Linked DNA regions of Homo sapiens: region 2 is linked to region 1. The links are chromatin loops, found by intact Hi-C in ENCODE. Cell type or tissue: Caco-2. All regions are shown on one strand. Each heading gives the region's core, and the rest is flanking DNA. Links, peaks and the distances in the headings are about the cores only.

Region 1 (15,114 bases), core at 4,474-12,473:
GCTAATTTTATATTTTTAGTAGAAATGGGGTTTCTCCATGTTGGTCAGGCTGGTCTCAAACTCCCCACCTCAGGTGATCCTCCCTCCGTGTCCTCCCAAAGTGCTGGGATTACAGGCGTGAGCCACCACGCCTGACCCGACTGAGTTCTTTCAGGCAAGTCCCTAAATAACATCTTATACATATGGCATGCCCATAGATACTGCAGCACTGTGGTGTGCAGAATCAGAGGCAGGCAGTTGCAAAGGGCCAGGATAGAGACTGTGGAGGCTCTGACCGCAGGGAGGCAGTGGGTCAGACTGACAAAACAAGTGGCGAAGGAGACACAAGAAAATCGCAATTCCTCCTTCTCAGTCAGCATTTAACTAACACTGCTTGAAAGAGTTCTGTATTCCTGGTGCTGTGCTAATGACTGGGATGGATGCAAAAATTAATAAAAGCTGGTCAGCCCAAATCTCAAGGAATTTATGTTCTAGTGAGGAATAAATAATTGCATGAGTTTTTTTGCTTTTTTTGTTTGTTTGTTTGTTTGTTTTGAGATGGAGTTTCGCCCTTATTGCCCAGACTGGAGTGCAATGGCACAATCTCGGCTCACCGCAACCTCCGCCTCCCAGGTTCAAGTGATTCTCCTGCCTCAGCCTCCCTAGTAGCTGGGATTACAGGCATGTACCACCCTGCCTGGCTAATTTTATATTTTTAGTAGAGATGGGGTTTCTCTATGTCTGTCAAACTGGTCTTGAAGTCCCGACCTCAGGTGATCCGCCTGCCTCGGCCTCCCAAAGTGCTGGGATTACAGGCATGAGCCGCCGTGCCCGGCCGCATCATAGTATTTATAATTACTGCCTACTATCACTTGCTCGTTTTCATGTGCGTCCGTGTGAAGAGACCACCAAACAGGCTTTGTGTGAGCAACATGGCTGTGTATTTCACCTGGGTGCAGGCGGGCTGAGTCCGAAAAGAGAGTCCGCGAAGGGAGATAAGGGTGGGGCCGTTTTATAGGATTCGGGTAGGTAAAGGAAAATTACAGTCAAAGGGGGTTTGTTCTCTGGCGGGCAGGAGTGGGGGGTCGCAAGGTGCTCAGTGGGGGTGCTTTTTGAGCCAGGATGAGCCGGGAAAAGGACTTTCACAAGGTAATGTCATCAGTTAAGGCAAGGACCGGCCATTTACACTTCTTTTGTGGTGGAATGTCATCAGTTAAGGTGGGGCAGGGCATATTCACTTTTGTGATTCTTCAGTTACTTCAGGCCATCTGGGCGTGTACGTGCAAGTCACAGGGGATGCGATGGCTTGGCTTGGGCTCAGAGGCCTGACATTCCTGCCTTCTTATATTAATAAGAAAAATAAAACAAAATAGTGTTGAAGTGTTGGGGCAGCGAACATTTTTGGGGGGTGGTATGGAGAGAGAATGGGCGATGTTTCTCAGGGCTGCTTCAAGCGGGATTAGGGGCGGCGTGGGAACCTAGAGTGGGAGAGATTAAGCTGAAGGGAGGTCTTGTGGTAAGGGGTGAGATTGTGGGGATGTTAGAAGAAACATTTGTCATATAGAATGATTGGTGATGGCCTGGATACGGTTTTGTATGAATTGAAAAACTAAATGGAATAACAGAAGGAGAAAAACAGGTATAAAAGGTCTAAGAATTGGGACGACTCAGGATGTCTGATTAGAGAGTGCCTAAGGAGATTCAGCATAGTCCTGCCAGCAAAGATGATTTATTTACTTCAAGAGTTAAGAGTGGCAGTTTGGGGATAGCACCAGGAGATATCAGCTGTGATGGCTTGGAAAAACAGTGTAAACTGGCAGTGTAAACAAGAGCAGGGCATGTATGAGTAGTTGAGAACGGTGAATAGGAGTATGACCAGACAGAAAATAGTAGGGATGACAATTTTTTTTTTTCTTTGAGGCACAGTCTAAGTTGGTCTGGTGTCTGGAATGAGACTGGGGCCTAATAAAAAGGAGCGTCTATACAGGAGCTTAAATGGGCTGTACCCTGTAGCATTCTGAGGATAGGCCTGAATTCTGAGAAGGGAAAGTGGTAAAAGTATTGTCCAGTCCTTTTTAAGTTGGTGGCTGAGCTTGGTGAGGTGTGTTTTTAAAAGACCTTTAGTCCATTCTACTTTTCTTGAAGACGGAGGACCGTAAGGGATATAAAGCTTTCACTGAATACTAAGAGCCTGAAAAACTGCTTGGCTGATTTGACTAATAAAGGCTCGTCTGTTATCAGACTGTATTGAGGTGGGAAGGCTAAACTGAGGAATTATGTCTGACAGAATGGAAGAAATGACTGCGGTGGCCTTCTCAGACCCTGCAGGAAAGGCCTCTACCTATTTTGAGGGCCTCTAAAAGTATTAAAGCAGCGGCAGCCACTGCACGCAGACATGAGGGCTAGGCTAAAACAGTAAGGTCAAGTTGTTTGGACAGAAAGGCTACAGGGTGTGGTCCTGGCTCTTGTGTGAGAATTCTGACTGAGCTAACCATGCCTAGGAAGGAAAGGAGTTGTTTTGTAGAAGGTGCTTGGGTTTGAGAGATCAGTCGGACACGATTGGCAGGGAGAGCACGTGTGCTTTTATGAGAATTATGCCGAGATAGGTAACAGATGAAAAAGAAATTTGGGCTTGATTCAAGTAATGGGGGCTGTCTGTGAAGCTTTGCGGCTGTACAGCCTAGGTAATTTGCTGAGCTTGATGGGTGTCAGGGTCAGTCCAAGTGAAAGCGAAGAGAGGCTGGGATGACGGGTGCAAAGGAATAGTAAAGAAAGCATGTTTGAGATCCAGAACAGAATAATGGGTTGTAGAGGCAGGTATTGAGGATAGGAGAGTATATGGGTTTGGCACCATGGGGTGGATAGGCAACAAAACAATGTGGTTGATAAGGCGCAGATCCTGAACTAACTTGTAAGGCTTGTCTGGTTTTAGGACAGGTAAAATGGGGGAATTGTAAGGAGAGTTTGTAGGCTTTAAAACGCCATGCTGTAGCACGCGAGTGATAACAGGCTTTAATCTTTTTAAAGCATGCTGCGGGATGGGATATTGGCACTTTAAGTTGAGTGGGGTAAGAGTGATTAGGTTTTAATGAGATGGTAAGGGGTGCATGATCGGTCGCCAAGGAGGGAGTAGAGGTATCTTATACTTGTGGGTTAAGGTGGGGGGATACAAGAGGAGGACGCAAAGGAGGCTTTGGATTGGGAGGAAGGGCGGCAATGAGATACAGCTGTAGTCCAGGAATAGTCAGGGAAGCAGATAATTTAGTTAAAGTGTCTCAGCCTAATAAGGGAACTGGGCAGGTGGGGATAACTAAAAAGGAGTGCTTAAAAGAGTATTGTCTAAGTTGGCACCAGAGTTGGGGAGTTTTAAGAGGTTTAGAAGCCTGGCCGTCAATACCCACAACAGTTATGGAGGCAAGGGAAACAGGCCCTTGAAAAGAGGGTAATGTGGAGGCTACTCAGCCTCCGTATTGATTAAGAAGGGGACGGGCTTACCTTCCACTGTGAGAGTTACCCGAAGCTCAGCGTCGGTGATGGTCTAGGGGGCTTCTGAGGCGATCGGGCAGCGTCAGTCTTCAGCCGCTAAGCCGAGAAGATCTGGGAAGGAGTCAGTCAGAGAGCCTTGGGCCAGAGTTCCAGGGGCTCTGGGAGTGGCTGCCAGGTGAGTCGAACAGTCCGATTTCCAGTGGGGTCCCGCACAGATGGGACGCGGCTTAGGAGGAATCCCGGGCTGCGGGCATTCCTTGGCCCAGTGGCCAGATTTCCGGCACGTGTAGCAAGCTCCTGGGGGAGGAGGTTCTGGGGGAACACCTGGCCGCTGCGGTTCAGGCGTTTGGAAGTTCTTGTGTGCTGGAGATGTGGCTGGGGTTTGTCTCACAGTGGAGGCAAGGAATTGCAACTTTTTTCTATTATGGTACACCTTGAAGGCGAGGTTAATTAAATCCTGTTGTGGGGTTTGAGGGCCGGAATTTAATTTTTGGAGTTTTATTTAATGTTGGGAGCAGATTGGGTAATAAAATGTATTTTGAGAATAAGACGGCCTTTTGACCTTTTAGGGTCTAGGGCTGTAAAGTGTCTCAGGGTTGCTGCCGAACGAGCCATGAACTGGGCTGGATTTTTATATTTGATGAAAAAGAGCCTAAACGCTTCTGATTTGGGATAAAGAGAAAGGAGCATTAACCTTGACTATGCCTTTAGCTCCAGCCACCTTTTTAAGAGTAAATTGCTGGGCAGGTGGGGGAGGGCTAGTCACGGAACGAAACTGTAAGCCGGACCAGGTGTGAGGAGGGGAGGTGATAAAAGGATTATAGGGTGGAGGAGCAGAGGCTGAGGAAGAATTGGGACCTAGCTCGGCCTGGCGAGGAGCAGCCTGGGAGGAAGGGAGAGGTCAGGTGGGTCTGTAGAAAAGGAAGATTAGAAAGATTCAGCGACGCTTGGGGTTGGTACTGAGGGGACAGGCGGGAGGGAAAGAAGGAAGATTTGGGACGAGTTGCACTGGGCACAGAGACTAGGACGGGACTGATGTGTAAAAGAATGCCTGGACGTCAGGCACCTCAGATCGTTTGCCTATTTTATGACAAGAATTATTTAGATTTTGCAGGATGGAAAAATTCAAAGTGCCATTTTCTGGCTATTTGGAACTACTGTCGAGTTTGTATTGGGGTCAAGCGGCATTGCAGAAGAAAATAAGGCATTTAGGTTTTAGGTCAGGTGTGAGTTGAAGAGGTTTTAAGTTTTTGAGAACACAGGCTAAGGGAGAAGAAGGAGGAATGGAAGGTGGAAGCTTACCCATAGTGAAGGAGGCAAGCCCAGAGAAGAGTAGAGACACGGAGAAGGGGTGGGGGGTTCTTGCCCTCCAGAAAAGCAGAGAAGGAGTTGGGGCACGGAAATAAGGGATTGGGGCACAGAGATAAGAGGTCAGGGTGCGGAAATAAGGGATTGGGGCACAGAGATAAGAGGTTGGGGTGCGGAAATAAGCTATTGGGGGCTTCTTGCCCCCTAGGAAAGCGGGACTTGCCGCTAAGGGTGAAGGAGAAGGGGTTGAGGGGTACTTGCCCCTCTCCCAGAAAAGCAGAGAAGGGGTAGAGACAAGGAGAGAAGGGGTTGAGCTACTTGCCCCTACCCCAGAAAAGCGGGACTTGCCGCTGAGGTTGAAGGACCAAGGCAGGCGTCCCTGCGTGGTCTGACACCCTTGAAACGTGGGTGTATAATCAGAGAGGCGTCCCTGCACTGATTAAACACCAAGGGAAGGCTGCCTTCCCAGTCCGTGACTGGCGCCGGAGTTTTGGGTCCACGGATAAAACGTGTCTCCTTTGTCTCTACCAGAAAATGAAAGGAATTGAAATTAAGAGAAGGGAGAGATTGAAGAGTGGAAAGGAGAAAGTGGTTGAGGGACAGTGAGAGAGGTTGGAGAAGAGAGTAAGAAGAGGCCGCTTACCTGATTTAAAATTGGTGAGATGTTCCTTGGGCTGGTCGGTCTGAGGACCTGAGATCATAGGTGGATCTTTCTCACGGAGCAAAGAACAGGAGTACAGGGGATTGATCTCCCAAGGGAGGTCCCCCAATCCGAGTCACAGCACCAAATTTCATGCGCGTCTGTGTGAAGAGACCAACAAACAGGCTTCGTGTGAGCAACATGGCTGTGTATTTCACCTGGGTGCAGGCGGGCTGAGTCCGAAAAGAGAGTCAGCGAAGGGAGATAAGGGTGGGGCCGTTTTATAGGATTCGGGTAGGTAAAGGAAAATTACAGTCAAAGGGGGTTTGTTCTCTGGCGGGCAGGAGTGGGGGTCGCAAGGTGCTCGGTGGGGGTGCTTTTTGAGCCAGGATGAGCCGGGAAAAGGACTTTCACAAGGTAATGTCATCAGTTAAGGCAAGGACCGACCATTTATACTTCTTTTGTGGTGGAATGTCATCAGTTAAGGTGGGGCAGGGCATATTCACTTCTTTTGTGATTCTTCAGTTACTTCAGGCCATCTGGGCGTATACGTGCAAGTCACAGGGGATGCGATGGCTTGGCTTGGGCTCAGAGGCCTGTCACTCGTGTAGGGTGCTTTTACATGTATTACTTCAAACTTTCCCAGCAAGCTTATATCCTTTTGCCCGTTTTACAGATGGTAGAAAAAGGCTCACATTAAAGAGCCTGTGGTCACACTGTTAGAAAGTTGCTGAGCCAGAATTCAAACCCATTCCAACTTCACTACTTAAGCTCCTGACCTGGCACCACACTGCAAGGTGAGACCAAACTCTAATACCCAAGGACATGAAACAACAAAGTGCTATGGCAGTTCAGGTAGGAAGAGCCCACATCTGGCCATGGGAATCAAGACTGGATCCATAAAAGACACCTGTTTTAACAGTATCCTGAAGGGGCAGGGGCAGAAGTCTGAAGAGGGCATGGGGCACAAAAGCACTGACATGCACTGGGGAAATAGTGAGTGGCCCTGGGGTATAGGGTCTGAGAAGAGGAGAGGACAGGTTGGCACCAGAATGTAGAGAGCTGTGCCTGTATCTAGGCACAACTCTATAGGCATTAGGGGACCACTGAAGATATTTTGAGTATGGTCGTCCTGTAAGAAAAGAGATATTTAGGAAGAGAAATCAAGATGACACATGTAAGGTAACCTGGAATAGGAAGAAACTAAAATGACAGAGGAGATTCAAGCCATTAAAATGGTCCACACGGCTGGGCTGGGCACGTTGGGACCAACCCCACAACCAGGCTGTTCTCTTGACCCTGGGTCTTTGTCCGCAAAGCACTTTGGGAGGCCAAGGCAGGCAGATCATTTGAGGTCAGGAGTTCAAGACCAGCCTGGCCAACGTGCTGAAACCCCGTCTCTACTAAAAATACAAAAAATTAGCCAGGTGTGATGGCGCATGCCTGTAGTCCCAGCTACTCAGGAGGCTGAGGCAGGAGAATTGCTGAAACTCGGGCAGTAGAGGTTGCAGTGAGCTGAGGTCGCGCCACTGCACTCCAGCCTGGGCGACAGAGCAAGACTCTGTATCAAAAAATAAAAAAATAAAATAAAATGGTTCAAGCAAGGGGCAAAGAGATACTGAACAAAGTAGCCTGAGAATGGCAAGGTGGTTTTAGGTATCTGAAGTTACTGGAGATGGAAATGGGGATCTGGAGCATGGAGTGAGGTGGGAGCTGCAGATACAGGCTTGGAAATTGCAAGTAAAAAGATGATGAAGAAAGCCCTAGGAATGGATTCAATGGGTAGCAGAAGAAAAGAGAGGTGGGGATCCAATCTAGACTCAAGGGGAAAAGGGGGAAGGCAAGAAACAAAGCAGGCAGAAAAGACACAACGGGACAGGTAAGGGGAGAAGCAGCTTGGGACACCGAGTGAGAAGAAAAATTCCCAAGTGGCTGACAGTGTTAAATATGTCTTCTCCTGATGGAGTCCTTGCTGGACCAAACTTGAGGCAGGTTCCCGAACGTTCTTCAAGGCCCATCTGTGCACTTCCTTGTAAAATCTAATTTTAGCAAGAGCCTTGCAAAGTCAGTTTAGCAAGAACCTCCCCACCACCCCACCCTTCAATATCTGATTAGGCTCCTCCTCCTCCACCAGGCCCCAGGTGACATCTCATCACCCTGGCCCATCTTCAGTGTGAATCCTGCTAAGTTGTTCAGCTGGAATCCCCTTATGTTTCCTCTTAGTAATTTTCCACCACTGACCCCCACCCTGCTCCTTGGCTATACATTGCTGCATCAGAATTGAGCCCAACCTCTCCCCGCTCCCTGCCCACTGCAAAATTCCATTGCCATGGTCCCTACCCCTGTCTCGATGGTCCTGAATAAAGTTTTCATAAGTGTCATTGAATAATTTTTTAACAAGCCTCCCTACCTGAGTCACACCCACCAGGTTAGGTATGACTCCCAGACTCTCACCTGGCCTTGTACTCTTTGAGTTTCAGTGGCCTGTTTTGTAAAAGGGGGATGATAGTGCCATGCCGCGTCATTGCTGTGTGAAACCGCACATCGTAGGTACTCAATAAATGGTAGCTCCTGATGTTATTGTTTATTTACATTATTCTTCCCCAAGTTTAGGAACTTCTTGAGATCAGGGACCAGGTCTTTGGATCCATTTGACAACTACCACGTTATAGTCATTCTAAATGTGTTCCAAATGCTGAGAAAATGGAATGAATGAAGATTTCCTGTTTCTATCTGGGCTGCTGCCGTGGCTGTTTTGCCATGTTGGTGTTTTATTACTGTTAGGTATTGGTCAAGATAGAGCTCTGGAGGCTCTGAATAGCAGGACTTTCTGGTTCTGTTTCCATTTCTCTCTACAGAATATCAACCTACCACTTTGATTTATGGACAGCGGACAAAGACCCAGGGTCAAGAGAGCTGCCTGGTTGTGGGGTTGGTCCCAGGGCCAGGTTCATGGTAGGGGAGTAGAGACTTGGAGTGGATAACTGGATTTTCTCAGACAAGGTGGAGGGAAGGACTTGCTGCTTTCTAGACTTCAAATCTCAGTCAGAGAGGGCTGAGTGGGAGAGGCTTGGAGAAGCAACAGAAGGCATGCCCATATGGGTACCTACCCACGGCCCTCTAAAGAAGGGGGGAGGTGAGAAGGCAGAGATTGAGCAGGACCGAGGCCTTCGGGTGTCTTGGCCCCACCCTGAATCTGCATCCAAGATGCCTTTTTTCTCAGCCTTGAAGCAAGGATAGAACAGTCCATTCCAGGGGTTTCAGAAGGATTCCTTCCCTCTCATCAGCATATCTTGGCATGTCCTTGCCGAAGCTGGTTCAGGCAATCTTTGCCCTGGAAGCCATCTGTTAAAATCCTGTCTAGTATGATGGGATTTTTTTTTCCTTCTGTTTGTTTGGGTGAGGGGTAAGAGGGGAGGAGGAGTTGTGAAGGGCACAGAAGTGTTTGAAAGCCCAGCCTCCCTCCTCTGTCTGGGCTGCTCCAGGCTTTGATAATTCCAGGGGCTGAGATAGCTACTAGACTATCAGGCCCGCCTGCCCTGAGCTGGCGGCTGGGGCTTTCATCTGTTTATGGCCAAGGACAGCAACATGGAGGCCAGTCCCCAGGCTGGCTAATGAGTAATCAGAAGCCTTGTCTGTACAAGGTCTTGGGACATGCCCTGGGGTGACCTTCAGGTCGCTGGGAGAGGCCTCATTCATCCTGAAGCCTGGGGCCAAGGCCAGGGGGCCGTTTCCTCTTTGTCACCTCTGCTACGGCCACCCACTGGAGTCACATTGTGTCCCCCGACCCCCACCTTCGCCTAAATGGCCTGTTGGCTTATTTAGGAAAGTTATTCCAAAGGCCTTCCTCTTCCATTCTGCCTTGGTTACAAAGAAGCGAGCTGTGGTGCATGCAATCCCTGCTTCCATTTCACCCACCAAGCTGCAGTCTCTCTAGCTGCCCCCTTCCTCTCCCAACCCTGAGAGTTCGTACAATCCCCCTCCAGGGATGATGAAGAAGCCTTTGAAAGGAGCACACCATAGTGAACGGTTACAACATCCTTATCTTCCTGCCTTGGATCAGATAACTTCATTCCTAACTCTGTAAAGGCCTTGAATGGTTGCCCCTGGTCCATAGGCAGGGGTCCGTGCTCTTAGAGAGACGTCCAGCAGATGAGCATAGGTCGTTGATTCCTCCTCTTCTTCCTTCAGCAGAGTTCACGTGCCTGCTTTGTGTGGGAATCTATTAGGGTGTGTCTGCTTCTTGCTTGCAGCTATGGGGCCCTGGTACAGTTACCTAAACTCTCTGAGTCTCCACGTTTTCCCCTCTGTACAAAAAGGCCCATAGCACTACCTCATAGGGCTTGAGAGGAACTCCAACAAGATGCAGATAGCAAGTGCTAGACAATGAAGGGGCATTAATTCTGTGTTTTGGGGCCACCTGTGTGTCCACCTCCCCATCACTAACTCTGCTCTCCCCACCAGAATACACTCAGTAGCATGAAGTATTTGGACAATGTTTTCCAAGTGAATGAATGAATAAATGAATAAATACATTGCTAATGGCAGCAAATATATGTGGACATCTGTTCTCTGAGAATAAATCAATTCAATGATTATGGAATTTCACAGCGTTGTAAGCAGTTGAACGAGGCACATGCAAACCATCCCCTGAAACAAATGGAATTAAACCTAAAAATGTATCAAGACTTTCCCTTTTTGTGTGTTACAGTTTTTAGGGAGATTAATATTTGAGAATAAGCTATGGCCATTGACAAAACTTAACTTTTAATTTTTTTGTAGAGATGGGGTCTTGCCTAGTTTGCCCAGGCTGGACTCAAGCTCCTGGGCTCAAGGGATTCTTCCATCTGGGCCTCTCAAAGTGCTGGGATTATAGGCATGAGCCACCACACCCAGACTTTTATTTTGTCGCATCTATAATAGATGTTCAATAAATTTCTATGGAATGGAGAAATGGATGAATGATTGGGAAAAATTAACTATCAGCAATGGGAATAATGTTTATTAGAACTTCTGGGGGTTCGGATACTTCTTAGGGATGTGGGTAGCAGCTTGCTGTGTGGTCTTTGCTATGCCTCTCACCTTGTCTGCCTCTGCCTCTGCCCCTTACCCCTCCATCTGAGTCATAGGGCAACATAATCCTCTATCTCTGTGTCTTCTTACAGGAGCACAAGAAGGCAAGTACAACTAGAGAAATAGGCCTTCTGGCAATCTCCTAAGACAGTCTCATATAAACATGATCACACATCTTCCCAGGGCCTTTAGAGTCAGCAGAGTAAGGGGGAGAAAGAGAGAGGAGGAGGGAAAAAAATTAACTGGATAAGTCACCCCAGGGCAGTGAGGCCCAAGAAAGCACCTTTATCTCCACTCCTGCTATGCTTCATTGACTTCATTCTTGTCCTGTCTCCAGGACTCCTTTACTGCAGTTAGGCTTTCTCCTAGGGGCTGGGCCTGGCAACACAGAGAAGAAGCAGGTGAAACATTAGTGGATTAACTTGTGAAGCTATCCCCACCCCACCCCCAACTCCCCAACCCTTGCCACTTTAAAGCAAAAACTGCATTCAGGAAAATCTGACAGTTTCGTTGGAATAAGTGGAGGGAGAAAGCGGCTGGCAGGGCCCTGGGCCAGTTCAGCCTACCAGTGTTGTTTCTCTGCTGGGAGTCAGAACTTCGAGATGGATCCTGCAAAGAGTTCCAGGAGTGCTCCGTGGCTGGCTCTGGAGCTTGGAGTAGCTGCATGGAGATGGCAGAAGCTCAAAGCCACTTCCTCCAGGAAGCCTTCTGTGATTCCTCCAGCCAGCTACTCCTCTCCCAAGTCCTATAGAGCTTTCTTGTGCCTCATGGAGCACTGAATACCTTGTCTTTCATATTCCCATGATTGTATAGGTCTTTTCTCTCTTATAGTCTGGGAGCTGCTAAAGGGAACTATCTTGATCTGACTAATCTTGGTCCCTTGAGTGCCCAGCAGTGCCAGTCCTGCAGGAGGCACTTATAAAATAATTGTTGACTCAATGAACTGGACTCTCACCTCTCCAAGTTGCATCCTCCCCTTTGTTTCTTCTTCTTCTTCTTCTGCTTCTTCTTCTTCTGCTTCTTCTTCTGCTTCTTCTGCTTCTTCTTCTTCTTCTTTTTCTGCTGCTGCTGCTTCTTCTTCTTCGACAGGGTCTTTCTTTGTCACCCAGGCTGGAGTGCAGTGGCTCAATCTTGGCTCACCGCAGCCTCAACCTCCCAGGCTCAAGTGATCCTCCCACTTCAGCTACCTGCCAAGTAGCTGGGACTACAGCCATGTGCCACCGCACCCAGCTAATTTCTGTATTTTTTATAGAGATGGGTTTTCACCATGTGCCCAGGCTGGTCTCGAACTCCTGGACTCAAGGGATCTGCCCACCTTGGCCTCCCAAAGTGCTGGGATTACCAGCATGAGCCATTGTGCCTGGCCCTCCTCTTTGTACCTTCTAAGGTTAAGGAGGAAGGATACCAGGAAGATGGAGCTGAGGTTACAGCTCTTCAAATGTGTGTTTTGGTGGAGATGGTACCTGCTAAGCAGGCCGCTTGTGTGTGAAATCTCAGGTTTGGTGAGAGCTCTGTGCCCTTAGGGGAGGGAAGTCCGGGAAGTCAAACAACCAGAGGAGCATTGATCTGAGTGGAATTCAGGTGGGTGGCCATGCTTGGGTCCCAATTTCTGGTTTCTTGGCCTGTGTTCTTTGCAAAGTCATTCTGCCTTGCTTTATGAAATACTAGCTTGAATGAAACTGCTTTTCACAGCTCAATTAGTGACTTCAGAGTGAGGCCCTTATTTAACTTTAAAGAAGCAGTCTAGTAAGGTGGATAGCATCACAGGTTCTAGAACCTGAATTCAGCAAAGTCATCACTAAATAGGCATGGAAATTTAACCAAGTTAGTTAACCTCTCTGTGCTTATACAAAGAAGGATAATAACAGAACCTACCTCACAGAATAGTGAGGATTGAAGGACTTAACACATGTAAGGCCCTTAGAATTGTGCCTGGCATTGCTCACTGTTTGATGAAGAAAGCATCAGAATCCTTCAGTTCAGAACCATAGGCTTTCTATCCAAAGTACTGGGGTATTGGCTCCCCACGACCCATGTTGATATCCTATTAATCAAGTCACTTTTTCTGGCTCTTCATTGAATGCAAATTGCACAAGAAATCTACCTTCTACCACTATTATTAACCTCCAGCCTGTATCTCCTGTGACTCCTGGCCCTGACTGGGTCAAAACAGATAGGCTCAGCTGGGGGAAAAGACTGGCTCTATTCAGTCCAAGCACGCCTTGACCTGGGTCAAGCTAGACAAACACCTGACTTCCGGTGAGGAAAGGTTATAACATTCCTGAGGCTTGAGTGGGCTCCGCTGTGTGTTGGAAACAGTCTGTTCCACTCACTGCCTAAAACCACTCATCAGCTGACCGGAGTCTTCCCAGCAAACTTCCCACGGTACCCACCTCTGTTGGAGGAGCTCTAGGGCTGTGGTGCACAAACTCTCAAGCCTGAAGTTCAGTCACATACCTGGCTGTGTTAAACTTCAGGTCTGGTTATATAATACCTTCCTGCTAGAGAATGGGTGAAGGAAAGGGAGCTCAAAGCTCTCGGGCAGGTTGAGAGAATGGTCGGGGCTGTTTGCAGAACTCTTCTTAAAATGTATGGCCAGGCGCGGTGGCTCACGACTGCAATCCCAGCATTTTGGGAGGCTGAGGCAGGCAGATCACAAGGTCAGGAGATTGAGACCATCCTGGCTAACACAGTGAAACCCTGTCTCTACTAAAAATACAAAAAAATTAGCTGGGCGTGGTGGTGGGTGCCTGTAATCCCAGCTACTTGGGAGGCTGAGGCAGGAGAATCGCTTGAAACTGGAAGCCGGAGGTTGCAGTGAGCCGAGATTGCACCACTGCACTCTAGCCTGGGCAATAAGAGCAAAACTCCGTCTCAAAAAAAAAAAAAAAAAAATTAGCCGGGCTTGGTCGTGGGCACCTTTAGTCCCAGCTACTTGGGAGGCTGAGGCAGGAGAATGGCGTGAATCCGGGAGGCGGAGCTTGCAGTGAGTCAAGATTGCGCCACTGCACTCCAGCCTGGGCGACAGAGTGAGACTCTGTCTAAAAAAAAAAAAAAAAAAAAAAAAAAAGTATATAGTTGGCTGGGCACAGTGGCTCACGCTTGTAATCACAGCACTTTGGGAGGCTGAGGCAGGTGGATCATGAGGTCGGGAGATCAAGACCATCCTGGCTAACACGGTGAAACCCGGTCTCTACTAAAAATACAAAAATTAGCCAGGCGTGGTGGCAGGCGCCTGTAGTTCCAGCTACTCAGGAGGCTGAGGCAGCACAATCGCTTGAACTTGGAAGGTGGAGGTTGCAGTGAGCCGAGATCGTGCCATTGCACTCCAGCCTGCCTGGGTGACAGAGCGAGACTCTGTCTCAAAAAAAAAAAAAAAAAAAAAAAAAAAAGTGTATATAGTTTAGGGGTGGATGCATAGAGCTGTTTCAGAAGGAAATCCAATGGAGCTGTTGATAAAGCTATTGATAAAATTGAATGCCAGATAGCAAGATAGCCAAGTTCTGATAGAAGTTAAGCACTTATTTTATTCAAAGCATGCGTTTGGCATTTGTGCATTACCTTCACCACAATCCTGTGAGGTACAATGAGGAAACTGAGGCTCAGGCAGGTTGATGTGCTTACTACCATCATACAGTTTGTAAGTGGAAGAGTTTTGAACCCGTCTCCCAGCTCCTGTCCAGTGCTTACTCTGCTATTCACATCTCTTTATCCTGTAAGCGACCCTGGAGCTCATTCTTGCCAGCCTCTGGCCAAGTGAGTTTTGTAGAACATTAACCTAATGCGGTACCTCCTAAAAAAGGGTTCTGTGTCGGCCAAGCCCCCACTGGAGATTCAGAATGCACATTAGAGGCTCTGAGATGTCCTGCACCAGCCGCCTTAACCACAGAGTGCTGTTTTCTTACAACAACCATCAACCTCCTTAGCAACCGTCCTTTGGAACATGTCTTGGGAAATATTGATCTAGTCTTATTCACTCAATTATTGATGAGGACATTGAAGCACAAAGTGTTGAAATTACCTGCCTGAAGGCAACCAGTGAGTTAGTGGCAGAGCAGGGATCTGATCTAGGGTTCCCGTCTCTCAGCCAGAGTTTTTTCTGTACAGCTGACAACATTTATTAATATTGTTTGTTGTTGTTGTTTTTGTTGTCGTTTTGAGATTCAGTCTCACTCTGTCGCCCAGGCTGGAGTGCAGTGGCACAATCTCGGCTCACTGCAACCTCTGCCTCCCAGGTTCAGGTGATTCTCCTGCCTCAGCCTCCTGAGTAGCTGGGATTGCAGATACCTGCCACCACGCCTGGCTAATTTTTGTGTTTTTAGTAGAGACGGGGTTTTGCCATTTTGACCAGGCTTGTCCCAGACTCCTGACCTTAAGTGATCCGCCTGCCTCAGCCTCCCAAAGTGCTGGGATTACAGGCATGAGCCACCACGCCTGGCCGACCACATTTATTAACATTGTATAGACCCAGTGCGGGCCAATCCACAGTAATGAAAAGACATAATTTTACCTGTAGAGAAGGCTGGAGACTCCACAAGTTCTTATGGCCTCTGACCTTATGAACAGGTCTCAGAAACATTTACGGTCAACCTGTCAGCAAAAACACATCAAGGGCAACTGGATGCACA
Region 2 (15,114 bases), core at 4,708-12,707, 53 kb before region 1:
TCCAATTGCTTTTGATGTTTCTGTCATGAAATCTTTGACTGTGCCTATGTCCTGAAAGGTATTGCCTAGATTTTCTTCTAGGGTTTTTATAGTTCTGTGTTTTACATGTAAGAGTTTAATCCATCTCGAGTTATTTTTTGTATAAGGTGTAAGGAAGGGGTGCAGTTTCAATTTTCTGCATATGGCTAGCCAGTTCCCACAGCACCATTTATTAAACAGGGAATCCTTTCCCCATTGCTTGCTTTTGTCAGGTTTTTTGAAGATCAGATGGTTGTAGATGTGTGGTCTTATTTCTGAGATCTCTATTTTGTTCCATTGGTCTATGTGTCTGTTTTTGTACCAATACCATGCTATTTTGGTTACTGTAGCCTTATAATATAGCTTGAAGTTGGATAGCGTGATGCCTCTAGCTTTGTTCTTTCTGATTAGAATTGTCTTGGCTATACAGGCCCTTTTTTGGTTCCATATGAATTTTTAAGGGTTTTGTTTGTTTGTTTGTTTTGTGTGTGTGTGTGTGTGTGTGTGTGTGTGTGTGTGTTTGAGACAGAGTCTTGCTCTGTTGCCCAGGCTGGAGTGCAGTGGCATGATCTCAGCCACTACAACCTCTGCCTCCCAGGTTCAAGTGATTCTCCTGCCCTAGCCTCCTGAGTAGCTGAGATTACAGCCGCCCACCATGCCTGGCTAATTTTTTTTTTTTTTTTGTATTTTTTGTAGAGACAGGGTTTCACCACGTTGGCCAGGCTGGTCTCAAACTCCTGACCTCAAGTGATCCGCCCACCTCAGCCTCCCAAAACGCTGGAATTACAGGCATCCACTACTGCACTTGGCTTAAGCATTTTTTTTCTAATTCTGTGAATAATGTCAATGGTAGTTTAATGGGAATAGCACTGAATCTATAAATTACTTTGGGCAATATGGCCATTTTCACAATATTTATTCTTCCTATCCATGAGCATGGAATGTTTTTCCATTTGTTTGTGTCCTCTCTTATTTCCTCGAGCAGTGGTTTGTAGTTCTCCTTGAAGAGGTCCTTCACTTCCCTTGTTAGCTGTATTCCTAAGTATGTTATTCTCTTTGTGGCAATTGTGAATGGGAGTTCATTCATAATTTGGCTCTCTGCTTGTCTGTTGTTGGTGTATAGTAATGCTTATGATTTTTGTACATTGGTTTTGTATCCTGAGACTTTGCTGAAGTTGCTTATCAGCTTAAGGAGTTTTGGGTTGGGATGATGGGGTTTTCTAGATATAGGATCGCATCATCTGCAAACAGAGAAAATTTGACTTTCTCTCTTCCTATGTGAATACCCTTTATTTCTTTTTCTTGCCTGATTGCCCTGGCCAGAACTTCTATTCTATGTTGAATAGGAGTGGCAAAAACAGTATTTTAAAAAACCATAAAAAACTAGACAAATATCCTTAATGATTTTTTAAACACACAATTTAAACAAAATATTAGCAAAAATAATTCAGCAATATATATAAAAAATTATATATCATTACCAACTGGGGTATATTCTAGAGATGCAATGACTCAATACTTAAAAATCAGTCAATCCACAATATTAACAAGTAAATGAAGAACAATCACATGATCAAATCAATCAATGTAGAAAACGCATTTGACAAAACTCAATAGCCATTTATGTTAAAAACTCAGAAAAAAATAAGAAAAGGAAACTTCCTCAATTTGATAAAGAGCATCTACAAATAGCCTACAGCTAACACTATACTTAATGGTGAAAAACTGAATGTTTCTTCCCTAAGATCAAAAACAAGGCAAGGATGTCCACTCTCACTGCCCTTTTTCAATATAGTGCTAGAAGTTCTAGCCAGTGCAATGAGGCAAGAAAAGGAAATAAAAGACATGTTGGAAGGAAAGATATAAAACTGTCCTGATGACACAATTGTCTGTCTATAGCTAAAACCACAAGTAATCTACAAAAAATTCTAAACTAATAGTAGAGTTTATAAGATAAACATATTAAATCAATTATATTTCTAAATAATAGCAACAAACATGTGGACATCAGAAATTAAAAATGCAAAATGGTAAAAATACCATTTACATTTGCTTTAAAAAACCCAAGTACTTAGGTATAAGTCTAACAAAATATGTAGAAGACTTCTGTGCCAAAAACTACAAAATGTTTATGAAAGAAATCAAGGAAGACCTAAGTAAATGGAGAGGCATACCATGTTCATGAGCTAGAGGATTCAATACAGTAAAGATATTCTTCCCAAATTGATATACAGGTTTAACAAAATTCCTACAAAAATCCCAGCAGAATTTTTGGTAGATATACACAAGATTATTCTAAAATGTATATGAAAGGCAAAGGAACTAGAATAGCTAAAACAATTTTGAAAAAGAAGAATGAAGTGGAAGGAATCAGTTTATCCAATTTCAAGACTTATATAGCTAAGGTAATTAAGACTGTATGTTATTGGCAAAAAGAGAGACATAGAGATCAATAAAGCAGAATGAAGAACCAAGAAATAAAAGATTTTCCAACTGCTTTTTGACAAAGGTGCAAAAGCAATGCAATGGAGGAAAGACAGCATTTTCAAAGGCGCTGGAGTAAGTGGGTATTTATAGACAGAAAAATGAACCTTGACTTATGTCTTATACCTTATACAAAATTAACTCAAAATCAATCACAAACTTTTATATAAATGCCTCAGAGGAAATCTTCATAATCTAGGGGGCTAGGAAAAATATTCTTTGACTTGACACCAAAAGTGTGATCCACAAAAGGAAAAATTGATAAATTAGATTTCATAAAAATTACAAATTTTTGATCCATGAAATACCCTATTAACACGATGAAAAGACAAGTTACAGACTGGGAGGAAATATTTGCATATGATGGATCTGAAAATCATCTAATATCTGGAATACATGTAAAAACTCTTTAAACTCAATAGTAAAAACAAATAATCCAAGCAGAAAATGCACAAAAAATATGAAGAGATATTTCATTGAAGCATAGGTACAGATGGCAAATAAGCACATGAATAGATGTTCAACATCATTAGCCATTAGGGAAATACAAATTGAGACCACGATGAAATATCATTATATACCTATCAGAGTGGCTAAAGTAAACAATAGTACAGAAGAGTTCCAAATAATTTATATAGCTACTTGCCTCTCAATGAGATGGAGCTTAACACCGGTGAGTTTGGGCTGTGCTAGGGACTTGCTTCCAAAGAGTAGAGTCTGAAAGAGAGGGCAAGCAAAAGGTAACTGGGTACTGGAGAGACCTGGCAAACATCCTTACCCAGGTGATCAGGTCAACACCATCAGTCATATCAACTGCATGTATGTATCTTTAATACAATGTGGTGGGCATGGCACTTCCTCTTTGTAGTAATCCTTCCAAAATTCATTACCTGACTCTAGTCATGAGAAAAACACCAAACAAACCCAACTGAGGGACATTCTATAAACTATCTGGCCAACGCTCCTCAAAAACGGTCGAGGTCATCAAAAATAAGGAAAGTATGACAAACAGTCACTCACAGACCAGAAAAGGCTAAGAAAACATGACAAGTAAAAGTAACGTGGTATCCTGGATGGGATCCTCAAACAGAAAAAGGACATTGGAGCAAAATAGTGAAATATGAATAAACTGTGAAGTTTAGTTAGTAATAATGTGCCAGTGCTGGTCCCATCATTGTGACGAAAGAACCATACAAATCTAAGATGTCAACAATAGGGGGAACTGGGTGAAGGCATCTTAGTTTGGACTGTTATAACAAAATATCATGGACTGGGTGGCCTAAACAACAGATATTTATTTCTCAAGGCTGGGAAGTCTGAGATCAGGGTGCCAGCATGGTTGTGTTCCTGGTGAGGGCTCTCTTCCCACCTTGCAGACAGCTGTCTCCTTGTTAAGTGCTCACACGGTGGAGAGGAAAACGGAGAGAAAGAGAGAGAGAGAGAGAGAGAGAGAGAGAGAGAGAGCAGCTGTCTCCTTGCTAAGTGCTCACACGGTGGAGAGGAAAACGGAGAGAAAGAGAGAGAGAGAGAGAGAGAGAGAGATCATTCTTCTGGTCTTATCTGAGGACTAATCCCGTCAAGAGGACCCCACCTTCATGATCTCATCTAAACCTAATTATCACCCAAAGACCCCATCACTAAATACCATCACACTGAGGGCTAGAGCTTCAACATATGAATTTGTAGAGGGGGACGTAATTCAATCTATAGCAAAAGGTATATGGAGCTCTCAGTATTATCTTTGCAACTTTTCTGTATATCTAAAACCATTTTAAATTTAAAGTCTGATTAAAAATAATTTATAAATAAAACAGGCCAGGCACAGTGGCTCATGCCTGTAATCCCAGTGCTCTGGGAGGCTGAGGCAGGTGGATCAGGAGGTCAGGAGATCGAGACCATCCTGGCTAACATAGTGAAATGCTGTCTCTACTAAAAATAAAAAATAAAAAAACTAGCAGGGCATGGTGGCGGGCACCTATAGTCCCAGCTACTCGGGAGGCTGAGGCAGGAGAATGGTGTGAACCCGGGAGCTTGCAGTGAGCCAAGATTGCGCCACTGCACTCCAGCCTGGATGACAAAGTGAGACTCCATCTCAAAATGATAATAATAATAAAATAAAAATTAAAAAATAAAAAATTTATAAACAAAACAATAACATCAAATGCTGGTGGTGAATATGCAGGGAAATTGGATCACTCATACATTTTTGGTGGAAATGTAAAATGGTACAACCACTCTAGAAAACAGTTTGGCAGTTAAAACAAAACAAAACAAGCAACTATTATATGACCCAGCAATTGAACTCCTGGATATTTATCTCAGAGAATTGAAAACTTATGTTCATGTGAAAATCTGTAGACTAATGTTTATAGCAGTTTTATTTATATCAGTCCAAAGCTAGAAATAACTAGTTTTTGTTTGGTTTGGTAGGTACTGTCTTGGTCTGGTTTTGCTCTCAGAGTAAGACTGATGTCCTTTAACAAGTGAATGGTTAAACAGACTGTGGTAATTTCCATACCATGGAATCCTATTCAGTGGCAATAAAAAGAAATCAACTATTGTCTCTAAAATGACCTAGATCAACTTCCAGAGAATTATGTTGAGTGAAAAAAGCCAATCCCAAAGTGTTACATATTGTATAATTCCATGTACTAACATTTTGAAGTGACAAAATTATAGAAGCAGAGAAGAGATCAGTGGTTGCCAGGGGTTAAAGATGGAGAGTTGAAGAAGGGAAGTGGATGTGGCTATAAAAAGACGACACTGTTGGGCATGGTGGCTCATGCCTATAATCCCAGCAATTTGGGATGCCAAGGTGGGAGGGTCGCTTGAGCCCAGGACTTCAAGACCAGCCTGGGCAACATAGCGAGACCCCATTTCTACAAGAAATTAAAAATTAGAGTCGGGTGCAGTGTCTCATGCCCATAATCCCAGCACTTTGGGAGGCTGAGGCAGGCGGATCACCTCAGCTCGGGAGGTCAAGACCAGCCCAGGCAACATGGCGAAACCCTATCTCTACTAAACATACAAAAAATTACTGGGCGTGGTGGTGTGCTCCTGTAATCCCAGCTACTCAGGAGGCTGAAGCAGGAGAATCACTTGAACCTGAGAGGCGGAGTTTGCATGAGCTGAGATCGCACCACTGCACTCCATCCTGGGCAACAAAGCGAGACTCTTTTAAAAAAAAAAAAATTAGCTGGGCATGGTGGCACGCACTTACAGACCCAGCTACTTGGGAAGCTGAGGTGGAGGATCACTTGAGCCTAGGAGGTGAAGGCTGCAGTGAGCTATGACTGCGCTACTGTACTTCAGCCCGGGCAACAGAGTGAGACGCTGTCTCAGAAAAATAAAATAAAAGGGCAACACAAAGGATCCTTATGGTCACAGAAATGTTCTGTTTGTTTTTAAAAATTGTTTATTTGTATTTGTATAAATTTATGGGGTACAAGTGTTATTTTGTTTCATTGACAGACTGCAAAGTGGTGATGTTTTGCATCTTTACTGTATCAATGTCAATATCCTGGTTGTAATATTCTACCGTAGTACTATTGTATTATAACGTTGAAAGATGTCACCACTCGGGGATACTAGGTAAGGGGTACTTAGGATTTCTCTGTATTATTTTTTACCATGGTACGTGAATCTACAATATTCTCAAAATAAAAAGTTTAACTTCAAAAAAAGTCAAAAGTCCCAAACTGAGACACTTTCAAAATTAGGCCACAGACTACATGGAAGGTCTCTTAGCAGTCAAAAGAAATCACTGAGATCTGAATACCTGCAGTGGCTCAAACCCTCTCAACTCCCGCTCCCCTCGCTCCACCAAATGCAAACAAAAACATTACATTAGGAACATTAGAAACCAGGAAATATTCACAGGAGTAAAAATGGACAGGCAACAAAAAAGAACGAAAGAGGCAGAAAGGGTGTGAAAAAAACAATAAGGTATTTGCCCTGAGAAACACTAAGTCTTCTCTGAAGCAATCACTCTGGGAGAATGGTCACTTATTCTGGGAGCTGCCATTGTTAAGAACAGTTTTGAAAGCTCTTCCAAATGAACCTTGGAGTCCACAGTGTATAAAAAGCTTGCAAACCTTCTGCCATCAGAAGTGAATTTCATTTTTCTGAAACCACTAAAAACGATGGGAGGCATTATGGTATACTGTGATGAGCGCAGCCTTTGGGGTCTGTGAGAACCAGGCTTAAGTGCAGTCTCGCTACTTAGTGACTGCATGACCCCAGGCATGTAACTTAATCTTTATCACTGTCGGTGCCACGATCTGTAGAGTAGAGCTAATTATGCCAATCTCTTAGGATTTGTGTAAGATTAAGTGTGATAATGGATATGAAGGCATCTAGTTTGGTGCCTGGCCCAGAGTCAAGTTTTACTAAACGCTTGCTTTTAAATATGGTTGAAGGACACAAGTTGATTTTCTTGTAAGACGCCTCAATGAAATCTGAAGGCCACCCAAAGAAGAGTTCAAAAATGTGCTGAGTTGCATCAATTAACTACTTTGGAATACACGGATAGTCTCCTAAGCTGTGTGAAGAACAAGTCACATTTTGTTTAAGAAGTTCTACTTCTGGGCCGGGTGTGGAGGCTCACGCCTGTAATCCCAGCACTTTGGGAGATAGAGGCAGGCGGAGCACAAGGTCAGGAGATCCAGACCATACTGGCTAACACGGTGAAACCCCGTCTCTACTAAAAGCACAAAAACAAAACTAGCTGGACATGGTGGCGGGCGCCTGTAGTCCCAGCTACTTGGGAGGCTGAGGCGAGAGAATGACGTGAACCCGGGAGGCGGAGCTTGCAGTGAGCTGAGATCTCACCACTGCACTCCAGCCTGGGCGACTGGGCGAGACTCACTCTCAAAAAAAAAAAAAAAAAAAAAAATGTTCTGGCATGTTTGTTATAAAACCGATTTTATTTCCTTAGCATCATATGTGATGGAGGGAATCATTTATTAAACAGGTGGTCAGCATCTTCTCTCTCCTCAGGCCCAAAAGGAATTGTATTTATGATGACACTCATGATTTACTTAAGGTAATCTAAATTGTGGGTCCCATAGATTTTGCTTTTGACAGATACATTTCTGACATTTTTCATACAAAACAGCTGAAATATGTGCTTTAAAAAACTTTGCCTTAAAAAATAGAACAATTAGAGCATTAAAAAGAATAATAACTGCAATTGGCTGACACCCATTCAATATATAAAAACTCATGAGTTGAGAGAACACATTTGCAATCCACATATCTGAAAAAGGACTTATATTTAGAATATACAACTCAACGCTAAGAACACAAACAGCCCAATAAAAGATGAACGAAAGACTTATGACTTCCAATCCAGCAGGTAAGAAGCCCAGAAGTCACCACTTCATCCTAACAAGTAAAAAGCCAAACAAAATGAAAAGTCAGCAACTCTTCTTAGGTCAGTAAGAGAAGTAAGGCCACAGGGCAAACTGTTGCGAACCAAAATAGAGAAAACAGACAGGTGACTTCACAGAATAGAAACCCACAAACAAAAACCTCTGCAGAAACCAGTGCTGGGGCAGGAAAACCTGAAATGGAATTGACCAATTGCTGGAGGCCCTATGTGGACAACTCTGAGAGCTGAAAACTCCAGGGGGACTCAGTTATAGGAGGAGCCCCCTACTTTCCCAAATTTTATCTCCAGGAGCTGGACTTGGTTCTCACAATGAATAGTGGAGAGAAATACCCTCCTGCTTTTGGCAGGGGGAGGGAGGAGGAACCATTCTGAAATACACCAGAGCACCTTAGTCTTCTTCACAAGGCCTGCCCTCAGGAGAAGCTGTTTAACCTGAGCCAAACACACTGGGGTTTTATCAGAGTCTAACTGACTTGGGGGAAAGGAAACACCCAACTTCAGCTCACTGTAGCCATCATGTCCCACCTAGGAGGAGAAAAGAACTAAGAAGCACTTGTGAAGAAGTTCACAGCCCAGAGGCACAGGCTCACTAAAAGACTGAGACCTAATCATGTGACTACAGAATGCTTCCCCTCCCTCCACATCTCACCATCACATACCAACGGCCTACTTACAGCAGTTCCTTTTGCCTGACACATCATGTCTGGCTATCAAGAAAAATTACAAAACATACTAAAAGGCAAATAACACCGTTTGAAGAGGAAGAGCAAGCATCACAACTAGATTTAGATATGGCAGGGATATTGGACTTATCAGACCAGGAATTTAAAGCAGCTGTGATTAATATGCTAAGGCCTCTCATGGGTAAAGTAGACAGCCTGCAAGAACAGATGGGCAATAGAAACAGAGATATGGAAATTCTAAGAAAGAACTAAAAAGAAATGCTAGAGATCAAAAACATCAGAACAGAAATGAAGAATGCCTTTGATAGGCTTACTGGAGACTGGACATAGCTGAGGAAAGAATCTCTGAGCTTGAGAATGTCTCAATAGAAACCTATAAAACTGAAAAGCAAACAGAAAAAAAGACTGGGAAGAAAAAAACAGAACAGAATATATAAGAACTGCAAGACAGCTATAAAAGGTATAACATACATGTAATGAGATTCTAGAAGAAAGAATATTTGAAACAATAATGACTAATAAATTTCTCAAATTAATATCAGATACCAAAATACGCCTCCAGGAAGCTCAGAAAACACCAACCAAGGTAAATGCCAAAAATAAACAAGCAAACAAAAAACAATCACACCTAAGTGTGTCATATTCAAACTTAAGATAATCAAAGGTAAAGAAAAAATCTTGAAAGAAAAGAGGGAAAAATGACTTATCTATAGAAGAGCAAAGATAAAAATTGCATCTGACTTCTCAGAAACCATGCAAGAAAGAAGAGAGTAGAGTAAAATATTTAAAGTGCCAAGAGAAAGAAACCCACCAATCTTAAATTCTGTACCCTGTGAAATTATCCTTCAAAAGTGAAGGAGAAATGAAGACTCTCAAACAAAAATTGAGATAACATGTTGCCAGTAGACCTGCCTTGCAAGAAATGCTAAAAGCAAAGGAAAATGATATAGGTCAGAAACTTGGATCTACATGAAGAAAGGAAGCACTCTTAAAAAGGATTAAGTAAAGGTAGAATAAAAACTTTTATTTATCTTATTCTTAATTGATCTAACAAATAACTTCATCATGATAACAGCCACAATAGCATTCGATTATATAAAATATATGTATATATACTATGTATAAAAGAAATGAACAACAGCAATAATACAAGAGGAGAGGGAGGAATTGGGAAAGTTTTCTTATTATAAGGTACTCACATACCTATGGAGCAGTATAGTGTTATTTCAAAGTGGACTTGGATTACTTATAAATGCATATTGCAAACTCTAGGGAAACCACTAAAAACAAAAGGAAAAAAGAAGTATGACTGATACATTAAGAAAGAAGAGAGAAGGAAATCATACAAAATGCTCTATTAAAACCACAAAAGGCAGAAAACAAGTGGGAGACAAAAATAAGAACAAAGAACAGGAAAACAAATAGAAAATAGTGATAAATATGGTAGATTTTAATCCAACTAGATCAATAATCACTTTGAACATCAGTGGTCTAAATGTACCATGTAAAAGACAGAACTTTAAATACAGATACACATATAGATTAGAAGCAAATGGATGGAAAAAGATATATCATGTTAACAGTAATCAAAGGAAAGCAGAGGTAGCTATATTTCAGACATAGCAGACATCAGGGCAAGAAAAGTTAACAGGGTTAAAGAGGGGCATTACATAGTGATAAAGGGATCAGTTCAAGAAATCATAACAATTCTTAAGATGTATGTGCCTAATAACAGAATATCAAAATGTGTGAGGTTTCTGTAGGCTATAGACTATTTCATTCAACAGTAGCAGAATGCACATTCTTCTCAAGCTCATATGGTATATTCATCAGAATAGATCACATTCTGAGCCATAAAACACCTTGACACATTTATAAGATAACAATCACACAATGTCTTGTTTCAGACTGTAATAAACTAGAAATCAATGACAGAAAGATAAATGAAAATTCCCAAATACTTGGAGATTAAAGAACACATATCCAAATAGCACGAGTTAAAGAGAAAATATCAAAAGAAATTTAACAATATTTTCAACTGAATTAAAATGAAAACACAACTTATGAAAAACTGTAGAATGTAGCAAAAGCAATGCTTAAAGGGAAATTTATAGCAGTGAATGCATATTTTAAAAAGAAAAACTAAACATAATCAAAGTTTTCAATGCAGTAAAGTAGAAAAAGAAATGCAAATTAAATCTGTAGTAAACAGAAAAAAGAAATAAAAAATTAGAGCAGAAATCGATAAAATATAAAAATGGAAATCAATCAAGATCAATGGAGCTAAAAACTGGTCCTTTGAAAAGATCAATAAAATGAATAAGCCTCCAGTCAGGCTAATTAAGAAAAAATAAAAGGGAAGACACAAATTACCAACATCAGAAATGAAAGAGGGGGCATCACTAAAGACTCCATGGAAATTAACAAGATAATGCAGGAAGATTATGAACAAATTTGATAGCCTAGATGAATGGATCATATCCTTGAAAGAAACAATCTGCCAAAACTCACCCAAGAAGAAATAGACCATTGAAATAGACCTGTATCTATTAAAGAAATGGAATCAATGAGTAACCTTCCAAAACAGAAAGTATGAGGCCAGCCCAGATGGTTTCATTGGTGAATTATAGCAAACATTTAGGGAAGAAATTATACAAATTCTCTACAATCTCTTTCAGAGGACAGGAGAAGAGGAAATACTTTGTATTCTTTGAGACCAGCACTACTCTGATACCCAAACCAGACAAAGACATTACAAGAGAAAACTACAGATCATGATCTCTTGTGAACATAGATGCAAAGACCCTCAACAAAATATTATTAAAGGGACAGGTGCAGTGGCTCACACCTGTCACGTCAGCACTTTGGGAAGCCGAGGCAGGTGGATTGCTCAAGCTCAGGAGTTCAAGACTAGCCCAGGCAACATGGTGAAAACCCCTCTCTACAAAAAAATACAAAAATTAGCAAAGCGTAGTGGTGCATGCCTGTAGTCCCAGCTACTTGGGAGGCTAAAGAGGGAGGATCGCTTGAGTCCAGAAGGTTGAGGCTGCAGTGAGCTAAGACTGTACCACGGCACTCCAGCCTGAGCGACAGAGTGAGACCCTGTCTCAAACACACACAGACATACACATACACGCACATACACAACCAAAATATTAGTAAATTGAATCCGACAATGTATAAAAAGAATTCTGTATCACGGCCAAGTAAGATTTATTCCAGGTATGCCAGGCTGGCTCAACATTTGAATATCAATTTATATAATCCATAATATCACCAGGCTAAATAAGAAAAATTACATGATCTTATCAATAGACATAGAAAGAGCATTTGACAAAATCCAACACTCGTTCATGATTAAAAAGAATAAAACTCTTGGCAAACAAGGCATAGAAGGGAATGTGCCCAACTTGATAAAGAATGTCTATCAAACCCCTACAACAAACATTATACTTAATGGTGAGAAACTAGAAGCATTCCTACTCAGATCAAAAAGAAGGCAAGGATGTCCCCTCTCATCGTCTTTTTCAACATTATACCAAAAGTCCTAGTTAATGCAATAAGAGAAGGAAAGGAAATAAAAGATTTACTGATTGTGAAGGAAGAAATAAAAATGTCTTTGTTTGCATCTGACATAATTGTCTATGTAGAAATCTAAAATAATTGACGAAAACTCCTGGGACTAATAAGTATTATAGCAAGGTTGTAGAACACAAGGGTAATATAAAAAAGTCAGCCACTTTCCTATATATTAGTAATGAACAAGTGGAATTTAAAATTAGAAACAATACCATTTACATTAGCATCTAAAAATTAAGTAGGTAGAAATCTAATAATATGTATACAAGATCTATATGAAGACAACTGGAAAACTCTAATGAAACAAATCAAAGAATTAAATAAATGGAAAATAGAAAGATATTCCATGTTTGTGGATAGGAGGATTCAATACTGTCAAGTTCTTCCCAATTTGATCTATTGATTTGATGCATCCCAGTCAAAATCTGAGCAAGCTATTTTGTGGATGGCAGAAAACTGATTCTAAAATTTATATGGTGAGGCAAAAGATACAAAATAGTTAACAATGTTAAAGGGGAAGAAGAGAGTCAGAGGATTGACACTAAGCCAACTTCAAGACTTCCTTCATATAAAGCTACAGTAATCAACACAGTGTAATATTGTCAAAGGAATAGACAAGTAGATCCATGGAACAGAATAGAGTCCCAAAATAGGCACATCAATAGAGTCAACTGATCTTTGACAAAGGGAAAAAGGCAATACAGTAAAGAAATGAGTCTTTTCAACAAATGATGTGGAATCACTACATTGAACATTTAAAAATATGAATCTGGACACAGAACTTACACTCTTCACAAAAATTAACTCAAAATGTATCACAGACTTAAATGCACAAGGCAGAACTATAAAACTTATGGAAGACAACATAGGAGAAAACTTAGATGACCAGCTCGGCAATGACTGTTTAGATAGGACGTTGACGGCATGAGCCTTGAAAGAAAGAACTCATAAGCTGGACCTCATTAAAATTAAAAATTTCTGCTCTGCAAAAGACACTGTCAAGAGAATGAAAAGGCAAGCCACAGACTGGGAGAAAATATTTGCAAAAGACATATCTGATAAAAGATTGTTATCCAAAACATACAAAGACTCATAACACCACGCTGTATACTTCAAATAAACACAATAAAATTGTTTTTTTAAATACAAAAGTTTTAAAACTAAACAATAAGAAGAGAAAAATATGATTAAAGTATTAAGGGGAAAAGACCTTAACAGACATCTGTGAAAAAAATACATACAGATGGCAAATAAGCATATGAAAAGATGTCCAGTATCATATATCGTCAGGGAAATGCAATTAAAACAAAAAATGAGATACCATTACACACATATTAGAATGACCAAAATCCAGAACACTGAAAAAAACAAATTCTGGTTATGATGTAGAGCAATGGAAATTCTCATTCACCGCTGGTGGGAATGCAAAATGATACAGTCACTTTGTAAGATAGTTTGGCAGTTTATTGTAAAACGAAACATACTCTTGCAGTATGATTGGCAACTGATTAGCAACGTCAAAACTCTTCAGTATTTACCCAAAGAAACTGAAAATTTGCGTCCACACAAAAACCTGCATACAGATGTTTATAGCAGCTTTATTCAAAACTGCCAAGACTTGGAAGCAACCAAGATGTCTTTCTGTCAGTGAATGGATAAATAAACCGTAGTACATCCAGACAATGAAATGTTATTCAGTGCTAAAAAGAAATGAACTGTCAAACTGTGAGAAGACATGGAGGAGCCTTAAGTGCATATTACTAAACGAAAGAAGCTAATCTGAAAAGGCTACATACTGTACAATTAATTCCAACTATATGATATTCTGGAAAAGGCAGAACTATGGAGGTAGCAAAAGACCAGTGGTCGCCAGGGGTAGTAGAGGAGAAAAGAATGAAAAGGCAGGCCACAGAGAATTTTTAGAAGATCTTAGGAAACTACTCTGTATAAAACTATATGGTAGATATAAGTCACATATTTGTCCAAACCCATAAAATGTACACCACCAAGATTGAACCCTACTATAAACTATGGTCTTTGGGGGATAATGATGTGCCAATGTAGGTTTATCAGTTGTAAGAAATTTATCACTTTGGTGGAGAATATTGATAATGGAAGAGGCTATGTGTGTGTGTGGGCAATGGGTTTATGGGATATCTCTGTTTCTTCCTCTCAATTTTGCCATGAACCTAAAATTCCTCCAGAAAATAAAGTGTATTAAAAATGAGCAAAAGATTTGAACAGGCACTTACAAAAGAAGATGTATGAACGGCCTATAAGTCCATGAAAGGATGCTGAAAGGTTTATTAATTATCAGGAAGAACAAACTAAAATCACAATGAGATACCATTTCACACCCTCTAGAGCAACTGATTAATAAACTTTAAAAGACCAACAAGACCAAGTGTTGCAAAGGTATAGAACAAGTGGAACTCTCATATATTGCTGGTAGGAAGACAAGGGTGCAACCACTTTGAAAAAGTTTAGTGATTACTCACAAATATCCATCTACCACACAATTCAAAATTCTATTCCTAAGTATTTACCCAAGAGAAATGAAAGCATTTGTTCCCATAAAGGCTAGTATACAAATGCTCATAGCAGTTTTATTTTTAATAGCCAAAAACTAACACCACCCTAAATATCTATTAACAGATGAACATATAAACAAGTTGGTGTATATTCATAAAATGGAATACTACTCAGTAATAAAAACTATTAATACAAGTAACATGAAGGAATCTCAAAAACATTATGCCATGTGAAAGAAGTCAGAAACAAAGAGTATTTACCGTGTAAGTCTACTTATAAGAAAGTCTAGAACAAGCAAACTAATCAATAGTGAAAGAAAGCAGACGTGTGATTGCCTGGGGATGAAAATGGAGGGAATGACTGTCTGCAAAGGGGTAAAAGAAAATCTTTGGGGTCATGGAAATGTTCTGTCTTGATTGTGGCAGT

The links. A loop is a pair of places that touch in the nucleus more often than their neighbours do. Peaks named below come from ENCODE experiments on the same cell type or tissue, not always from the same donor. Only the 100,000 strongest peaks of a DNase experiment are listed, where the experiment ranks them.
Region 2: a loop joins it to region 1, with 4 times the contacts of the local background. A loop is called at or near these places in 2 of 110 quality-filtered maps.

Annotation. Positions count from the first base shown.
Region 1 is chr12:4,009,442-4,024,555 of GRCh38, reverse strand. It overlaps LINC03141 (long intergenic non-protein coding RNA 3141), which reads right to left and starts at 12,647. Exons shown (of 4, transcript XR_007063171.1): 1 at 11,442-12,647; 2 at 10,770-10,864; 3 at 3,475-5,574. RefSeq lists enhancers at 290-885, 886-1,483, 5,066-5,661, 5,662-6,259. In Caco-2, for the core only: no CTCF peak of the experiment used is centred there; DNase peaks (open chromatin) are centred at 8,985, 9,545 and 10,835.
Region 2 is chr12:4,062,691-4,077,804 of GRCh38, reverse strand. No RefSeq gene overlaps it. Among named protein-coding and RNA genes, the nearest start is that of LINC03141, 58 kb to the right of the region's middle. In Caco-2, for the core only: no CTCF peak of the experiment used is centred there; a DNase peak (open chromatin) is centred at 8,524.